Linked DNA regions of Homo sapiens: region 2 is linked to region 1. Evidence: read pairs that join two places in POLR2A ChIA-PET (ENCODE). Cell type or tissue: HepG2. All regions are shown on one strand. Each heading gives the region's core, and the rest is flanking DNA. Links, peaks and the distances in the headings are about the cores only.

Evidence for each region. ChIA-PET counts read pairs that join two places held together with the same protein. Peaks named below come from ENCODE experiments on the same cell type or tissue, not always from the same donor. Only the 100,000 strongest peaks of a DNase experiment are listed, where the experiment ranks them.
Region 2: POLR2A ChIA-PET joins it to region 1 with 7 read pairs; 3 of 35 experiments call an interaction of 5 or more read pairs at or near these places.

Annotation. Positions count from the first base shown.
Region 1 is chr16:81,446,481-81,456,886 of GRCh38, forward strand. All of the region lies in intron 1 of CMIP (c-Maf inducing protein), which reads left to right. Among named protein-coding and RNA genes, the nearest start is that of CMIP, 6.9 kb to the left of the region's middle. RefSeq lists enhancers at 1-631, 632-1,395, 2,162-2,925, 5,255-5,594, 9,212-9,896. In HepG2, for the core only: CTCF peaks have their summits at 4,386 and 5,787; a DNase peak (open chromatin) is centred at 5,831; H3K4me3 peaks cover 667 bases.
Region 2 is chr16:81,563,004-81,570,839 of GRCh38, forward strand. All of the region lies in intron 1 of CMIP (c-Maf inducing protein), which reads left to right. Among named protein-coding and RNA genes, the nearest start is that of MIR7854, 33 kb to the left of the region's middle. In HepG2, for the core only: no CTCF peak of the experiment used is centred there; a DNase peak (open chromatin) is centred at 5,508.

The sequences.
Region 1 (10,406 bases), core at 4,004-8,003:
TGAAACAAGGACAGTTTCAAATACCGGCTGTGGCTTGGGCCTGAGGCTTGCCGTGGGGGTCCCATCCTCATTGGGGGTGTAGCTTGTCTTCCCCAGAATGCACACTCCTCCCTGGGGCCACCGTGATCCTGTTTACTAAGCGCAGTGGGAGGGGGCCGAATCCACTGCCTGCCCACACCTGTGCCAAGAAAACCCAGCCAGGAAATAGGGTGTCGCTTACATGGCATGTCACAAACGTGTAGCGTGTGTAGACATTTCCCTGGCATCCATGTTCCCTTGGCGGTGTGTCACAGGCCATGACACATGCCCCAAGGAATGGGGAGGGGGGAAAAGTTAGCTGAAGAATCCTACTCTTTGAACCAGTCCCCCACCCCCCACCCCAGAGCGTTGCAGCCCTCGAGGACTTTTATTCTTAATTTGGGGTCCGACATGCTTAGAGCACCTATTTTCTCTTTCCTGTGGGCACGTTGGTGCAATATCTGCAAAGACTCCTTTTTCAGGGAGGATTGCTGGTCGCGGGGAGGCGGCCCAGTCCCCGGTCAGGCTGGTGCATGTTCTCAAGCCCGTCCCGCGCCACAGGCCGCAGCATTTGGCTTTCCAATGGATGGAGGCGGGAGAGAGCCTCCGAAAATTTGCCAGTACGGAGTGTTTCTGATGTGGGGAGGAACTGGTGACCGCGGTGCCCCCTGCCTGGATTCTGGAGACCCCAGATCTGGCTTCAGAATTTTCACCTGGCTCAGGGGGACTTTATTGGGCTTTTTTTTTTTTTTTCCTCTTACACTCCACAAAATGAAGGGTTGTTGGTGGTGGGGTAGGAAAATGGTTAGAAGGAACAGTGACCTGCCATGGGAAGGCCAGGAGGAGCCCCTTCTCCCTCTGGGAGAAGCCAGGAGTGAGTGTCCCGCTGCTACCGTCCTGTTTCCGGAAAGCCAGCTCTCGAGGCTAATGCCTCCCCACTTACCTCCGATTGCTCAGGAGGTATATCTGAGAGAAAGAGGGAAGGAAGAAAGACCTGAATAGCCAGAGGCCCCTCGCTCACCTTGGCCAGCCCAGGTAGGTGGCACCATCGGTAGTGTGGGCCTTTCCGGAAAGCACCTGTCTAGTACTGGGGACTGAGGCTTATCCATGGAGCAAGATTCTCTTGGCAGAGCCATGCTCTGGTGTTAGGAAATGTGGCAAGAGGAACTATAAGGAAGTGTTTGATGGACTGGCATAATCCCCTTTCCGCTGCCTTTCGTCACCAAGCACTACAGGCAGGGGGTGTCCTTAAGTCTTACCCTTGCCCTCTGGTGGGCTCCAGGGGGCCTTGCCTCAGGGCCTGTGAGCCTGGAGGTGGGGCTGTGAGGGCTGGCCTGGCTGGAGCGCTGGCCTCCCGGGTAGAGGTGAGGTTGGGACTGCCACCAGGGCTCTCGTCCCATCATGAGACACCTGGTTGGTGTCCAGGCTCTCGGGGAAGCAGCGGAGCCCCTGTGGGGTTTCCCTGAGGCCTGGACATTATGTAATCTGTCTGCGTTTTATAGTGCGGCCCAAGCACTCTATTGAGAAATATGAGCCCAAATAAAACAAAGGTGAATTTGAGTGCAGTTCCCTAGAACAAAAACCCTTTGCAGTCCTGTGGCTTCGCAGCAGCCGCTGGCCCAGCCCTGAGCTCCCGATATTCCAAGTATGTTTCCTATAGAGTCATATCCTTACTTGAAATATCAGTCATCCATATTTTAAGCCATCTACACAGCCCAACTCAGAATCATCTGGTAATTATCTGGTTAATTGTATGGGCTTCAGGAACAAGACCCAGAGTGATTGATAGGGATTCAAACCAATAAACAAGCCAAATACTCTTTTTTGCCCAAACCTTTTGCAGTCTGTTTCCATTGATCCAATTAACCGAATCTGAGAGATTTAAGACCGTGCTTCCAGGAGCACATCTGCATCAGGCTGGGATGCAGGCAGACTCGGGCTCCCAGTCCCACCTGCTGGGTGACACCGGCTAGGTACACCTTTTAGTCTGGGGTCCAAGGGACCTGATAGCCCTCCAGGCTGTCTTACCGGTGGAGCCAGCAGCCTCACCCGCCTGGCCTGCCTGTAAACTTTGCCTCCTGTGGGATCAGGTCGCAGCTTGCCCTGCCCTGGTCTCCTGGGCCAGTTACTGATTAAATCCTTGCAGAGCCAACAGCGTGCCTAATGTGGCTTGTGACGGCCGCCAGGTCTGATGCACCCTGTGCTTGGAGACTTTGGATCCGAAATGCTCGTAAACAAAGGAGGAAGCAGATAGGCGACAGCTGACTTGGGAGGGGAGATAGGGAGGCCAGGGCCCCCTCCCTTGGGGACCCAGGACTGCACCTTTGTGGGGAAGGGCCTGTCTGCCCAGGCTGTGGCCTGAATGTGGTGCCCCATTCCCTCTTTGTACCCAAACTTCCCAGTTCCTGGGCCTCACTGGCTCTTCATGGCTGGTGATGGTCGTGTTGGTTGTAAATGACAGCCAGGGCAGCCAGGGGTTCTGCATAAGCGGCCGGGTTCGGCAGGACCAGAATCCATTTTGCTGCTCTCGTCTGTGGGTTGAATTTGATCACCTGCTAGGCATGTTTGTCCGTGGGCAGAGGGCTTTGTCTGTAGGCTTTGTTTCTTCTGCACCACAGAAGTACAAATAAGCTGCCTACCTTTTATTTCATCTTACTTTTAAGAGAATGTGGCACACGGTATTTCAGAATGGTGGATCCACTCAGAAAGTCCTTTATTCAGGGGTCGGGGCACAGGTGACAGTAGTGTTCTTTATTCTCAAGCCATAATTCATCAGTGGCTTGTTTTTAAATTTTCACCACTCTGCTGTTTGATTGCAATGTTTCTGGGCATCTTGATATGGATGGGAAAGGAGAAGCCACCTTCATTCTCATTGGTTTCTTTAGTCTGGTGTTTTCTGAACTTGGACTTTGTTTAGCACAGGCTTACTGCATGCCTACTGTGTGTCACTTGCTGAGCTAAGAGTTACACATCCACATGGCTTGGTTTCTACCTAAGAATTAAAATCTATGTCCTCCAGGGTAGTCACAGATCCCACGAGAACTCATCTGTGCCCACATGCACGCATGTTAATTGCTTTTTCACTTTTGTTACATACCCCCCTTCCCCCCATGTGCCTAGCCTGCCTTTAATTTATTTGATGTTTTTTTGTGGCAGTAAACACACAGATTTCCCCCCCCCCCTTTCCATGCCATTTGTCATAGGAGGATTTTGGAGTGTATCAAAATTGTTTCCTAGACAACTTGTCTGATTGGAGGTGGTGGAGGGGAGGGGCTGAGACAGAGAGGAGAAAAAGTCAAAATTCTCTGTAAATTGCAAACGTGGTCTGCCTTTCCCAGGCTGTAATAAGTAAGTGCATTTTAAGGAAGGAGTAAGTTTTGATGCTCGCATTTGCCTGGTGCAATCTGAGATGCCTGTTCCGGCCACGGCAACATCATGCCAGTCCAGGTGGAAGGAATTTCACTGCATGTGGCTGAGCTTTCCTGCAAGTGGGTGACAGAGGTGGCAGTTGCTGCTGGCTTGGGCTGCTTGGCCCACAGATTGACTGATGTGGCGGCCCTGCCTGCTCCTTAGTGTCTCATCGGGCAGTGAGAGGGCATTTCTGGGGCACTGTCCTGGGCAGGGCTCAGGGGGACCTGGTAGAAGGCAAAGCTGTCCCAGGGTACCTCAACTGCTGCCAGCCAGGACTGACTCGTCTTGAAGGTACCCAATTGGTGTTTTGTTGGCATGGACATTGCAGGGGGTCAGCTTACACCTTTGATTAAAGGAATACATGAGATTAGGTGAGGCAGCCTGATATGGGGCATCTCCTCTGTGGGGGAGAACAGATTTGGGTTTTGCGTTCTCATGGCGCTGGATCTGGATTTGAAGGGTGCAGTTTCCTGGCTGTGTGACTTTTGGTGCTTTGCTTTCCCTTGCTGGGCCTTGTTTTTCCTCCATCCTTAGGGAGAGCACCTCATGTCTAGGGTTGCTGTAAGGATTGGAGAGGATAGATAAGCACCTACTAGTATAGTCAGCATACAGTGACCAGGATTCCAATTCCTGTTTTGCTAATTGCCCTGAAAGAGCTTCATGACTTTCTGCACAAATGGAAGGGATTATTGTTACCTAAAAATGGGTGGCCTCCAGAGAGTTCCCTGAGATGAATAGTGCATTGGGGAAAGCTAGGGGTGTTTAGCAGGTCTCATAGGTAGGAAGGCAATGAAATTCTTGCCAGCAGTTTAAGAAAAATTCCTTGCGGGGCGTAGTCTAGTTTCTTAAAATAAATTACAAAAATTGAAATACTCATGTATGCATCAGGTAGATTTGATTAGTATAACAAGGTGTTTAATGAAAAATGAAGCTTCCCTTACTCGACGTCCACACAGCCCCTAGTGGCCCTCCTTGGAGGCAAGCACTGCTGCTCATTTCTTGTGTATCTGGACATGCATGCACACAGCTGTCTACCGTGGTTCTTCACTGGACAGTATATTTTGGAGACCCTCCATGCGTGTGCAGCTGCCTTGTTCTTTTTCATTGCTGCATAGTGTTCTGTTGTAGAAGTGTATCACAGTAATGTAGGTAGACCCTCCCCTGTTGATGGGCATTGAGGTTAGTCCCAGCCTCTTTGATATGGTTTGGATGTGTTCCCACTTAAATCTCATCTTGAGTTGTAGCTCCCATAATTCCCTTGTGTTGTGGGAGGGACCCAGTGGGAGATAATTGACTCATGGGGCGCTTTCCCCCATACTGTTCTCTTGGTAGTGAATAAGTCTCACGAGATCTGATGGTTTTATAAGGGGAAACCCGTTTCGCCTAGCTCTTTCATTCTCCTCTTGTCTGCCACCATGTAAGACGTGCCTTTCACCTTCCACCATGGTTGTAAGTTCCCCCCAGCCACGTGGAACTGTGAGTCCATTAAACCTCTGTCTTTTGTAAATTGCCCAGTCTCAGGTATGTCTTTATCAGCAGCGTGGGAACGGACTAATACACTCTTGTTCCTTGAAAGAAAACATTTTCTATTTTTACTGAATGGAGTTGTCTCTATTTTGATGTTCTTTTGCTTAATTCTTTGGGATGGGGGAGCTGAGCCTCCTTTTGAAGAGGGAAGGGCAGTGTTTCCTGGGGTTATTGCTACCTGGAGTCATGCTTTGTTCTGGCTGAAAGGTCACCAACCAGGGATCCCCCTCAGAGGGTCTGGCCACTTGGTCTTCCCTGCAGCTGAAGGAACATAGGTGACCAGGGGGCTCTGACAAGGATGCGCTGACTTCCACCCACAGAACAAGGGTCTGTGCAGCTCCACCTGAGGGCATTGCTTTTTGTTCCCTGACTTCCTGCTTTCCCCAGGATGGAAGCCAGGCCACCCAGCCCCATGGTGGAGGAAGAGAGGAAGTGAGAGTTTCTCTTCCTTGCTCCTGGCTCTGGTGATGAACCACCCAGTGTATTCAACAGGCACCGAGGGAGACTGTGCGCATTTTGAAAGGAAGCTTCGCTTACATCAGCAGAGCCCTAACCGAAGGGTGATGAGACGTGCGTGTGGGGGAGGTGTTTGCTGTGTGTATTGAGGCAAAGGAGATGGCAGAGAAAATATTTCTGGTGCTGAAATTGGTTCCTGACTTCAGTAGCCATTTCGTTACCCCTCCCATGTGCACAGCGCTCGTCCTGGCATTTGGGGTGTGCAGTGAGGCCACAGGAAGAGAACACGGCAGACCCAGTGGAGTAGGGGAGTGAGGACCTGGACTTTGAAATCAGACAGGGGAGCTTGAATCCTGCCTCTGCAGTGTCCCAGGTGGTGACCTTGGGCAGGTCCCCTAGCCTGTGTCCTTATCTGTAAAGCGAGGATCAGAGAAACTTCCTCTTAGCATTGATGTCAGGGTAAATGAGGTGAGGCCTGGCGGTGCTTTCATGCCTCCATTCAGCAGTTAAGTGTCACCGTTCTAGGCACTCGGAAGAAAACAGGAGCCTGCCCTCGTGGAGCCTGTGTTGGTGGGAGTGGACAAACAACTAAGTTAAGAGCAAGTAATTATAAAATCCGATGACAGGGATCGTGGAGAAAAGCAAGCAGGGTGGGGCGAGTGGTGGGCTGCTTTGTACATAGTGGTCAGGGAAGCGGGTGATAGGACTTCCAGGGGGAAGAGCGTTCCAGGTAGAGGGAACAGCAATTGCAAAGGCCCTGAGGGAGGAGATCATCTGTGGAAATCACCCAGTAAAGTGGCTTGCACCTGGTACATGTTCTATGATTGTCAGTTTCCTTCCTCCTGCTCTGTGGAGCTGTTATTATCTGTTTAAAAAATTAATGAGTATGTAGAATGTGCGAGGTGATGGACACACAGGCAGCTCCTTGCCCCGTAAAGCTTCCATTCTTTTGCTTCTGTTGTGTGTTTTTTCTTTTGTTTTTTTTTTGTTTTGTTTTTTTTTTTTTTTTTTTGCAAACCTGGCTGCCTCCCAATAAATAGTGAAGAATAGCCCTGGTAGCAGTGCCTTAAGAGATTCTTAAATGACAAAGCCCAGCAGAACTTTGAAAACGCAACTCCCTTTGTCCATAACTACACTCTAAGGATCCTAGGATCTAGAACACACTAGTGCTCTGATTCACCTCTGGTTTTGCCAGCGAGGAAGGGGTGAGGGGAAGTGTGTCGGCAAAGACCCTTGCAGCTGGCTCAGCAGCCCACCTGGGATTCAAACCCAGACTCCTGCCTTCCCATGGCATCCTTTGTTCGTGGCTCTACTGCTTTCAAGCTACTGTCAGAAATGGTAGGGTGGACGGAGCGACTAAACTGATTGTGCTGGGCGAACTCTTTTTGGAGGGAAGCACGTGGTCTGGATCGTCTGGTCCCTGGTGGATATAGGATTTGAGTGTATGGAATCAAACAGCCATCTGGGTGCTTCCCTTGGGCTGGGCTGGCTGCATCCAGCTCAGGTGGGGTCATATGGAGAAGGAAGATCACACCGGGACTGCTGCTAGCTTCTCTGGGTGTCCTGGGCCAGTGCCAGTTTCCTTAGAGGTCCAGGATATCTGAAAATTGGAGCACACAGTCTGAGCAGACCCAGGCCTGGCTCTCCTCCCTCGCATGTTGGCTCCCTGTGTGGACTAGGTGACCCTGTTTACCAACACACACACCGGTGCGAGGCTCTGCAGGGAAGGAGAGCCACGGGTATGGAAGGGGCTGTGTGTTCCCCAGGCAGGCTAGCTGCCGTAACACGCAGCCCTGGCATCTGGGTGGCTTCATGCAGCCCAGTTCTTGCAGTCCTGCAGGGGTCTCCCGAGGGTTCTGCCCCCTCTTTTTCTTGTGAAATGGGTCTGCCCTCCCCTAGGTCCTTCATTGTCAGGGGGATGGGGAAAGAGTGAGCACCACAGCCAAGCCGTTTGTAGATCTGGCCGCTTGGTTGGCTAGAACTCAGACACACGGCCACACGGAGTGCAGGGGAAGACTTGGGAACATGGTTTACATGTGCGTCTGGGAGGAAGAGGAGAGCATGGAAGCGATGACTACTCCCACCCCAGCATCCTTGGGATGCAGCAGCAGATCTTGAGGTCTCCAGGGTGCCAAGAGCAGAGCTGCTTCCCTAGAAAGGAAATTCACATGACCGTGATCTCATCTGGTTCCTGGGTTTGAGGTTGGGGGCATTTCGGCCAAGCTTGCAGTCTTCTCTGGTGGGGAATAAAGTAGGGTGAGCAAATCCGTTGTAAGAGATGGACCTATATGTTCCTGGTTGCAACGATATTTATCGTATCCCTACTGTGTGCCGGGCACAGTGCTCATTTAATTTTCACAACAATCCTGTGGGGTAGGTGTTTATTCCCATTTTACAGATGCTCTAATGGAGTCTCAGATAAAGAGAGCTGGGAGGAAGTAGAGTTTAGTGTCAAAGCCAGGTCTGACCCCGTGTCTGTGTGGGTCCATCAATGTATATGCACCTGGTAGATGCACATGAAACTATTTCAGCCTCCTGCAGAAACATCTTAGGTAGAAATAAGTGAGCTTTTCAGTTTAGTGTTTGCCAAGGTTGGCGGACATTCCTTTGTGATTTTGTCAAAAAAGTTAAGGGAACCGATGTGGGAAATTGAATGCCAGCTATTCGTAAAGGGTAAGCATTAGGTGTATAACTTGAACACCATATATTATTTGTGCAAATTGAGTGTTCTGGGGCACTGTTCTTGCATAGTGAGTGCTCTCAGGCATGGCACTTGGAAAGTCAGACATACTCTTCCCTCCCAAGGGACTCATAGTTAAATGGGGGTATTACAATTATGATACACCATTGAACAAAGCACATTGCTTAGAGAGGTTTATGTCTTGTCCTGTGTTTGGACGGAGGAAGAGACGCCATCATGGGGGTGGGGAGTTTCAGGAAGGACTTCTTTGTAGGAGACAGGCATCTGGATGGAGAGGTAGGATGGAGACTGATGGAGATGAGGGTGGCAGGTCGGAGGTGGGAATGAGCAGAGGGAACAGTGAGCAAAGGGACAGGCCAGAGCGGCTGGGCACATTCCGGGAGTCTGTGCAGTTTTTATGGGGTGGACACCGTAAGACGGCATAGGAATTAAAGATAGAGGTGGGTTTGCCTCCTAGAGCAGAGTCTACCAGTGTGGGGTGATTAATGCTGGGTAAACCCATGCACCCTGGGGCGGGTGGTGCTTTACGATGCAGAGAGACTAAGGACTGGCCGGCCAGCCGGGAGCCCGGGATGTCACAGATTGGAAGGCTTAGGAGTGCAGGGATCTCCGAGTCGCCAGGACCAGGCAGTTAGTCACAGTAGTGACCGTGCAGCGGCCACTCGTGTGATTAGTGTGTTTCCTCTTGCCAGGGGCTATGCTATGCAGGTTTTATCAGTGATCCGTACAACCCAGTTAGATACTGTTACTCTCTCCATTTTACCGATGGGGACACTGAGGCACTGCCCCTCAACAGACATAGTTTGGATGAATGAACAGCTTGCCTAGTTGGGAGGTCCGTCCTGTTGGAAGGGGAGAGGGACCCACGGAGAGGGAGGCGCAAGCCCAGATCTCTACCCCTCCACTTCCTTGTAACCCCACGGGCCTCTGGCCCTCTGCGTAAGTGCGAGTTCTACCACTCCCCTGCTGCAGGGCTCTGTCCGTACTGAAAGCAGGGGATTGCGTACATGGTGTCTCCAACACATGGCCCAGCTGTGGTGCACACAGCCTTTCTCGGTGTGCACACAGGCCCTAGGATTCCGAGCCCACCCCTGTGGCCTGTGAAGAGTGGTGGTAATGGCGTCAGGCTGCTGGGCTCAGCCTGGTGAGCTCCTGGTGGGCTTTCCACTAGAGACCCCTGCTACTCCAAATCCCAGGCCTGAGCTGTGGCTCACAGGACCCCTTTCTTGAACCTTCCCTTCAGGGAGGCCTGGTGGGAAGGCCCTGCCTAGGCCTGTGCTGTCTCGAAGGTGATCCCATCAGGCTGGACCTCAGGGCCAGGGACACAGTTGGGCACCTTGTAGGCGACGCAGGAGTGGCACTCTGCCTCTTGTCTGCAGTGGGGGAAGTGCAGTGGGGTCTCAGCTGGCAGGTTACAGGGGCAGGTCTGCCCATTGGAAAGGGGAATGATGACTTGTTGACATCTGTTTGTCGCCCTGGTTGGTTCATGTTTCACGACCCTGTGACTGAGGCTTGCTTCAGGGTAGGAAAATGGAAGAGCTCGAACTGTCCCAGCAGGCTGGTGGCAACTGAGCTCGGGGAGTCCCAGCAGGGCCAGACAGAGCCCAGAGCCAGATGATAGTCATGTCCAAGGTGAGTGGAGGGGACCGCGGGGTAATCATGACCATTTCCTCCAGTCATTCTCAGACCTTTAGGCGTGTGCGCATTTCGTCCTCTCATCAGCCCCGTGAGGCGTTAGCAGGGGAAATGGAGACCTCAAGAGTTCAAGGTTACACAGCTGGAACCCAGGCAGCCTAACTCCAGAGCCAGTGGCCTCCAGATGTCACGACGAGTCCCTGGTGGGGTGTGAGCACAGGAACCCTGGCAGCAAGGGCCGAATCACCAGCAAGGCAACAGTAAGGATAGTGAGCACTTACCCAGAACCTGTTTTATGCCAGACACTACTAGAGCCCTTTGTGCAGATGTACATTCATCTAATCCTCACGATGCCCCTGCGAGGTGGTGCTGTCATTGTCCCCCTTATACAGATGAGCAAACTGAGGCCCGGAGAGGAGAGGTCCCTACTTACCCAGCTTGTAATTGTGGAGCGAGGATTTGACCCCAGGCTGTCTGGCTCCAGAGTATCACTGCCTGTGGCTGGTAAGCAGAGTTTTGGGGCTGCAAAGCAGAATGTCAGAAAGGCCCACAGTGGCCAGGCTGGCTGTGAGCTGAGAGGAGGGCCTTGTGGAAGGGAGAGCGTGTGGACAGAGCAGAAGGGTCTACCCTGACTGCACTGGGGCCCCTTCCGGGAGCT
Region 2 (7,836 bases), core at 3,690-7,689, 120 kb after region 1:
AGACCTCATCATGGTGTGGGGTCCAGTGGGCAGGAATCTCACGTGCCCTGGCAAGGCGCTGACCCGCCAGAGGAAAAACCATCTTGTTTTGCACAAAGCCTCCCCCAGCTGGCTGGCCATGGCTGCTATCATCTGCCAAGAGGGGGCTTTGTCTTCCAGTTCTTGAAAAGGTGTCTACAGGCGAGCCACAACCTGGCTGGCACCTGATGGCAGACACAGAGGAACAGTGAGAATACAGCAAAGCCTCAAGCTTGCCTTGAGAGGGTCATCTTGGCTTGGGGATCATGGGCTCATACCTTGGAGCCAGAAGTCCTGAGTTCAAATCCCAGCTCTGCCTCTTTCTGTTTTGTGGACTCCAGGCAAGTCACAAACTCTGCGCGCTGCTGCGGTTTCCTTCCTGGTAAAATGGGAATGATGATAATAGCAATACTTCTTTCCATCCAAGGTGCGGTCTATGGACCAGCAGCGTCAGCCTCACCTGGGAGTTTGTTAGAGATGCAGCATCTGGGGCCACACTGACACGTACCGCATTATAGTCTGCATGTTTACAAAACCCCCAGGCGATACATGTGCACATTAAAGCTGAGACACTGGTGTGGACTGAGCAAGGTGGTTCGGGTTCCATATTGAGCATGATGCTGTTGCATGGCAATCGGTACGCTTCTTGCTTGGCGTGTTCTCTTATTATCATGAGCTGTGCAATCTTGGGCCGTCTCTCCTAGACTCTTAGCTATTATTATGGGGCTTCATGGTGCAGAGGTGCCCTGGGAGACAGATCAATGTCTAGAAAAGCTTCTGCCTTTTAGCCCTGATTCTGCTGAGGGAGGGTCAGCACTGTCGGGGCCATTAATGGCACCTTGGAAGAGCCGCCTTCCATTGCAGACCACAAGCTGGACACCCAACCCCATGCTGCAGCCTAGCTGTCTCCAGCAGCTGGTGCCTGGGTCTGGCTTTCAGGGCCCGTCTTCCTGGGCTAGAAAGAGCTGCAGAGCCTGAGCCCAGGGCCAGTAGGCCAGCCATTCTCCCATTTCGTCCTCTCCTTCTACCTAGCAGTTTTAGGACAGATTGATATATGTGGTCTGAAAAAGCCACTGGGGCAGGTAGGACAGAAGCAGGTGGTGACATCACAGTGGAGCCCAGATTTTAGTTGGTCAAATACACCTGCCAGGGGAGAAAAGAATGCCGCCCTCACACAGGCAAGGAAGCTGGGCACCCGGGGGTGGGGTGCTGAGAATAGACATTTTTGCATTGGGGCCTTCCTCCATATCACCCCTACTTCCAACCCCACTTAAGGTGCCTTTCTTGGAGGAGTCTCCGATGTCTAAAATGTGCCCATGCTGAGCTCCAGGGACTTGATTTAAAAGTACATATGTGTCTTTACGAGTGTGTGTTATACATGTAATGGTCTCAGAGCAGAAATAAAACCACAAAGCTATTACAGAGGAATCTAGTCTTCCATGTAATGTGGCTCTGAGCTCCTCCCTGGAATCCCCTAGAGTTGATGTGGGGGGAAGAAGGAAAATAAGAGAATGAGAAGAAGCAAAGCTGGCCTCTGCCAGCAGCCGGGAGCCAGGAGTTCTCAAGCTCGAGGCTGCGCCGCAGTGCCAGGGAGCCTGTTCCAAGAGTGTGCTCTTGAGACAATGGGGCAGTGGGTCGGGCTGCTCTGGATTTTAAACAAGCAAGCCTGGGTGATTCTGATGCTGATGACCCTGCAGATTGCACTTCTAGAAATTGGGGACTAGGGGAAGAGTCAGCAAGTCGGGCACACAATAGGTGTTCGATGAATATTTGATGAGTGGAGGCATGTACGTGGGAATGAATAAAACATGCTCAAGCTAATGGATGAGCACACAGAGAATGAATTCGCAGAGGAGAACATGCGGGGAAGAAGGCATCCTTGGAATGAGTGCATGTGTGCCCGGGCGACTGTATGCAGGTGGGAGGCATGAACCTGTGGGGGGTGGGCATTGCAGGGCAGGAGGGGATGGAGCAGGGGTCTCCAGAGGGGGTTTCATGAAGAGGTAGTGCTCGGGGGTGCCTGGTGAAGGGCTAAGACCCTTCAAGCGGGGCCTTAAGACATTTTAGCTGATGGCAGGCTCAGTTTAGGGAGTGGGGGAATGGCATGGTAACCATGGCATTACAGAAAGCCCTCCTTCGGCCAAGGGATGCCCCAGCCCCAAAGACAGGGCAGTATGTGAACTTCAGCCCAAGATCTGGGCCCAGATGGATAGGAGGCTTGTACCATGGCCCACCTTCCAAAGGAAGATTTGCCCCACTGGGTGGCAGTGGGCTTTCTCCAAGAAGAGGAGCCTCTCTCCCTGTTCCAGATGCAGATCCCAGCAGCCCAACTCCAGGAGTTGTTGGCAAGCAGGTGGGCAGGGGCCAGAGCCTGCGGCACCTTCATCCCTGCTCCTCTCTGCACTCCATCCTCCTGCTCCCCTCCTGGTAACACAGGGCCGCCAGCTTCCCCTGGTGCAGACTGCAGCTCAGCATTGCCAGGGAGACCATCTGCCCTTCTCACTCCAGTCTTCACATCCCCCAGAAGGAACCCATATCGGTGGGCTCAGGCAGATGCTGACTTCTGGACTGGTCAACTGTGGCTGCCAGGTGGGGTCCTAGTACACACATGGCAGCCTCCTGTGGTAACCGTGGCATCCTCATGGCAGCGGGGCAGGGGAGATTCAGAGGGGCAGGGAGTGACACAAAGACAGCGGCTGTCTGCCACCTGCCCCCTACCCAGGAGGGGTTTGACTCATTCGTGCTGTCATTCAACACACACTGATTGGCTTTCCTGTCTGCCTCCTTCTGGGGCACGGCGCCGCCTCCTTCAGGATGTGCCGACTCTCACCCAGCTTTTCCCAGCCCTGTGTTGGGCTGGCGCTTGGGGAGCGGGCACAGATGTCACGGGGGGACATGCCCCTGCGCCCTCCTTCACCTTTCAGGACCAGAGCCAGAGAGTTTCCCGAACACTCATAGCCAGCCCGGAGACTCCAGGCGAGAAACTCGGGAGGCCGAGGCAAATAGTTGGTTCTTTGAGGCTGAAATTGGGCAGCGGGGGACCTGGGAGACGTTGACTGTCGTGTGTTTGGACAAGCGAGGCTTCTGCCACTCTGTCTCGGACAGTCCAGGGGAGACAGAGGTGCTTCAGATTGGAGGCTGCCCTCTCCTCAAGAAGGAGGGTGCGCCGGTGTGGCTGGATGAGTTGTGGCTTCCAGATAAAATTATGTGCTTGGGGTTTAGTGGACTTAGGCCTTATTCATGCTTCTGTGTTTGCTCAGCCTACCAGGCCCCGTACCTGGTCTCCCAGCCTCCTGGGGACACATCGGGTTCCTTGCTGTTCTTTCAGACAGTGAAGGAGCCTTCCTCCCTCACTGCTGCTGTTCCTTCCTTCCTGTCTGCTCTTTCTCAGGCAGGTCCTGCTCATGGTGCCCACCCATGCTACACTGGGTGAGGAGGTCATGGAGCTGGAGCCACGCACAACTGGATTTTGGTACCACAGCTTTGCTGTGTGACTCTGGGTATATTACTAGATCTCTGTTTCTTCATATTCAAGGAGGCCTTCCTAGGTTGCCTGCTTACCAGGTCTTGGCAGGGGTCTAATGCATTCATTCCTGCTTCTCCTAGGACCCAATGATTCTACTCCCAATTCTGTTCCCAAGAGAACTGAGTGCTTCTGTCTACTAACAGACATAAACAAGAATATTCAGAGCAGCCTTAGTCATAGTAGCCTCCAACTAGAAACAACCCAAGTATCCATCAACAGTGGAACAGATAAACCAATTGTGGCATAGTTATACAATGGAGTACTACACAGCAATGAAAAATAAACACCATGGATGAATCTCACAGATATTATGTTGAACAAAATAAAGTAAAATGAGTACATAGTGTATTATTCCAGTTATAGGAAGTTCAAGGTCAGACAAAACTACCCTGTAGTGATAGAGGTTGGAATGATGGTTACTTCTTGAGGGAATTGCCAAGAAGGGACATGAGAGAGCCTTCTAGGGTGCTGGGTGGTGGTCACATGAGTGTGAGCATTTGTCAGGCTGTATGCTTGCCATCAGTATGTATGAGCGACTTCTCGTACCTCCTGCACCCAGAGACAAGCATCCTTCAGCCATACAGTTTCTGTGGATGCTCACTGGGTCTTCGGAGCCATGTGTCCGGCTGGGAGGAATTCCCACATCGAAGTCCGAGGCTTTGCCGCCTGGCGGAAACCCCGCACCACGGGAGCTTGTGCTGCTCTCAGGGCAGCTGCAGACTTCCCTGAAGGGACTTGCTTGTCCTAGAAGCATGTCATGCAGTGAGACACCGCTGCTACAGGGCGGAATCCACTTCTTTCCATTCTTGGATGTGGCATCCGTGGCAGGTGTTGGGAGGGTGGCCTGGCCACATCCTCACCTTCCCCGGGCCCAGGAGCTCCAAGTCAGGCAGTATTTGGGCCTCAGGAAAACAGTGTGGCCTGGAGGGAGGCAGACTCACTTTGGGAATTCCCTTGCTGCACAACTTTGGGTAAGGGATGCCACGTCTCTGGGCCTCAGTTTCCACTTCACACCTTCAGGGATGGTGTGAGGATCACCCAAGAGACCACATGGGAAGTGTCGGCCCCTTGCGTGGCTAGAAGCTAGGCTGAAAGTCCCTTTCCCTCTCACAGTATGCCACGCCGCCCTCAGGACCCTCCTGCTCTGCCTCTCCATGCGCTGCTCCTCTGCTGTGTCGTCTGCACAGAACTGACCACCTTCTAAAGGGCATTTGCCTTATTTCGTCCCCGCTTCTTGTCACCTCCCCGAAGCGCAGAGATTCTTGTTTATTCTGTTCACTGCTGTATATCTGCAGCCCTGGGCACGTAGTAGGTGCTTGATAAATAGTTGTTGACTTGACTTGTTAGCAGCTGGTAGAAGCTTCCCCTAATGTTTCATTCTCCAGGCTTTATTTTGAGTGAAGTTGAGGCCAGAAGGCCTCAGTATCCTCTTCCAGGGATGCTGGGAACTGTAGACTGGATGACCGTGAGCTTTTCAGTGTGTGTGTGTGTGTTTTTTTTTTTTTTTTTTTTTGAAGCTGGAAGAAACTGTACAGAAAAGAGGCCCATTTTGCAGATATGGAGACCAAGGTCCAGAGGGACCAGGGCCTTGCCTTCTAGGGCACCTTTGATGGGAGAATCCGTAGGCTTGATGTTGAGGTCCTTCGGTTTGTCTTTCTGCCTTTTCATTGCAACTCCAGGGGGAGAGGGACCCTCTGGCCTCACCCTTGGCTCTGACCTCAGTGCGGTCAGTAAAGTCTGCCTTTCCCTCTAACTTTCACCTCTTTCTCCCCACTGCCTACGTGCCTGCCCTCTGCCCACTGAAAGTGGGAGCATCAGAAGGGAGCTGTGCCCCCAACCCCCATGTGAGGGACAGATCAGCAAAAGCCTCAAAGTCCGTGGGCCGTGTGTCTCCCATCTCATTGTGGCTGGGGCCCCGGGCAAGGGCACCGTGCCTCGGGAGTGAGTCACTCTCTCTCTGTGCCAGGCAGGAGCTCCAGGGACTAGGGGTGACCCAAGAGTGAAGGCCTGATGGGGAGGAGGACCCGGCATGACAGCCCTTGGCTTGCTGGGGGAGGAGAGTGGAAACTTTTACATTTGTTTCTCGCTTTCAACCCAGTAAGTAGGAATCAGCCTAACAGATCAGCAAGAGCCTCAAACCTTGGCTCGTTCTGTTCAAGAAGACAGAAACCACAAAGGCAAGGAGAGCTGGAGTTGGCTCCATAACAAAGTGACCCTTGAGCGTGGAAAAGCAGACCAGCAACCAGCCTCGCCATAAACCAGTCTGAAAGGCGAGTGGGTGACCTGGGAAAACGCACTTGTGGCCCAGTTGACAATTGAAGGGTTAAATGACCTTAATAAGCCGAAGTAGCTGTGAATCAGTGAGAAACTGTGACTGCCTCAAGGGGAAAAGGTGCAAAGAACAAAAGAGAAATACAGTGAAAAACTGTCAGCTTCTCAAAAATCAAAGAGATGTAAATTAGAACAGGGGGTGCAGTTTTTCACCTGGAGAACTCGCAGAGGTTTAAATAAGATCGTACATTTTACGAAGAAGGCATCTGTAGCACCCTTATGAATGCTTTCCCTTCTGGGTGCATAATCGCCCTCCTCTAAATTGGATGCTCTTGGGGTGACCTCACCTGGTTCTCTCTCCCCATCACCCTGTATCCCTTGAGAATATCTGTAGTGACAGCTCCTGAGCACCTGTTGTGTATCATGCATTCTATACATACTGTCTCATTCTGGGGGTTCCATTGTTCCACTTCGCAGAGGCAAAAACTGAGGCGCAGAATGATGAAATGACTTCGGCGAGGTACCCCAGTAGGTAATGGAGCTGGCATCTGAACCTAGGGTAACCAGCCTCAAGCCCGTGCTCTCCTTTTTTGCTTATTTTCCACCACTGTTTGGTCCCTGGCTCTCCCAGAGGGACATGGCACTGGCTGGGCCTCAGGGGATCCTGGCTTCTCTTGAATTCAGTGTTACCTTCCAGCTGCCGAGACCTGCAGGAACTGATTCCACAGGACAGTCCTGCCAAGGAGGCAAGCGGGCCAGAGAGAGGCGGCAGCAACTTTCTGACAGGTGCCGGGGAAGTCCCGATTTGCAATGCTTGCCCGTTTCTACTGTGTAAATACTTACACTATGGCCAAAGTGAGATGCTTAAATGCAGAGTTTGGAAAAGATGGGCACAGTTGGCTTCTGGGAGCTGGAAAGAGCTGGCTTAGCCATAGCTTCACCACTGCCCAGGTGGGTGACTTTGACCTGGTGTCAACCTCTCTGAGACTCGGTTTTCTCATCTGTAAAATGGGAGCAGTATTTGCTGCATAGGGTGGTTGATTGTGAGGATTAAATGAGTGAATGTGTGTCTAGCGCCTGTACTGTGGTAGGTGCTGTCTAAGCGTTCGTTATGAGTGCACTTAACTTTCATTCATTCATTCATTCATTCATTCATTCAGCTTTCACTAACTTCTTCAGCCCTCCAGCATCTGTCTGTCAAAGCCAACTGTCCACCAGGCCTGTGCTAGAATCTTCCTTTTCCCTCTCTCCCTTGGAGTATCAATGGGGGAAGGGGGATGGCCTCACCCCTTCTGCAGACGGGCTTGTCTGGATCCTTGTTTGCTGTGATTTGAGCCAAGGACAGCTGTAGTTTTTTTGTGTTTTTTAGAAATTTCCACTTGTGTGGCTGCCTCCCTTGGTGTAGCCACAGAGGGGGTGGAGAAGGCGCATCCTCTGGGGGTCGTGGACCTTCCAAAAGCCAATCCTAGCACCCCGTGTTGTCAGTTTAGAGGCAGTGGCCTGGGAACTGGCAGTAGACTTCCGGGATGGCTGTCGTGGGGCCAGTGCTGTGCGGGGGAAGCACACTGGCGGTGAACCTGGCTTGGCTGCTTCTCAGTGGACTGCCTTGGGCAAACCACTGCTCCGTTCTGAGCCTCGGTGTATTTTTTTAGTCTATAAAATGTGCTAACAATGGCCTCCTGGCAGGTGGTGGGACCGCTAGTTTTGAAGAAGCCGAGGTGGAAACGCCAGGGAGCCCCACCCTACCCCTGTGGGACATTGAGAGTCTCCAGACTGATCCCCTTCTTCCTGGAGGCCCCAGCAGGTCCCTGGGAGGAGAACCAGGGATGGCCTGAGGAAAGGCTCTCCCTGGCAAAAACGCGGTCCTGTTTGAACTTGGTTCTCTGTTAACATGTGCTGAAAGGAGACGCCGGTGCTCTGTCTCTAGCGATCCCTGGTTCCAGGTCCCCATTCTGTTCCCAATCCAAGCCTTTGGGTCGTTAGTCCTCCACCAAGGCCACCAGTGATCAGGACCTCTGTTT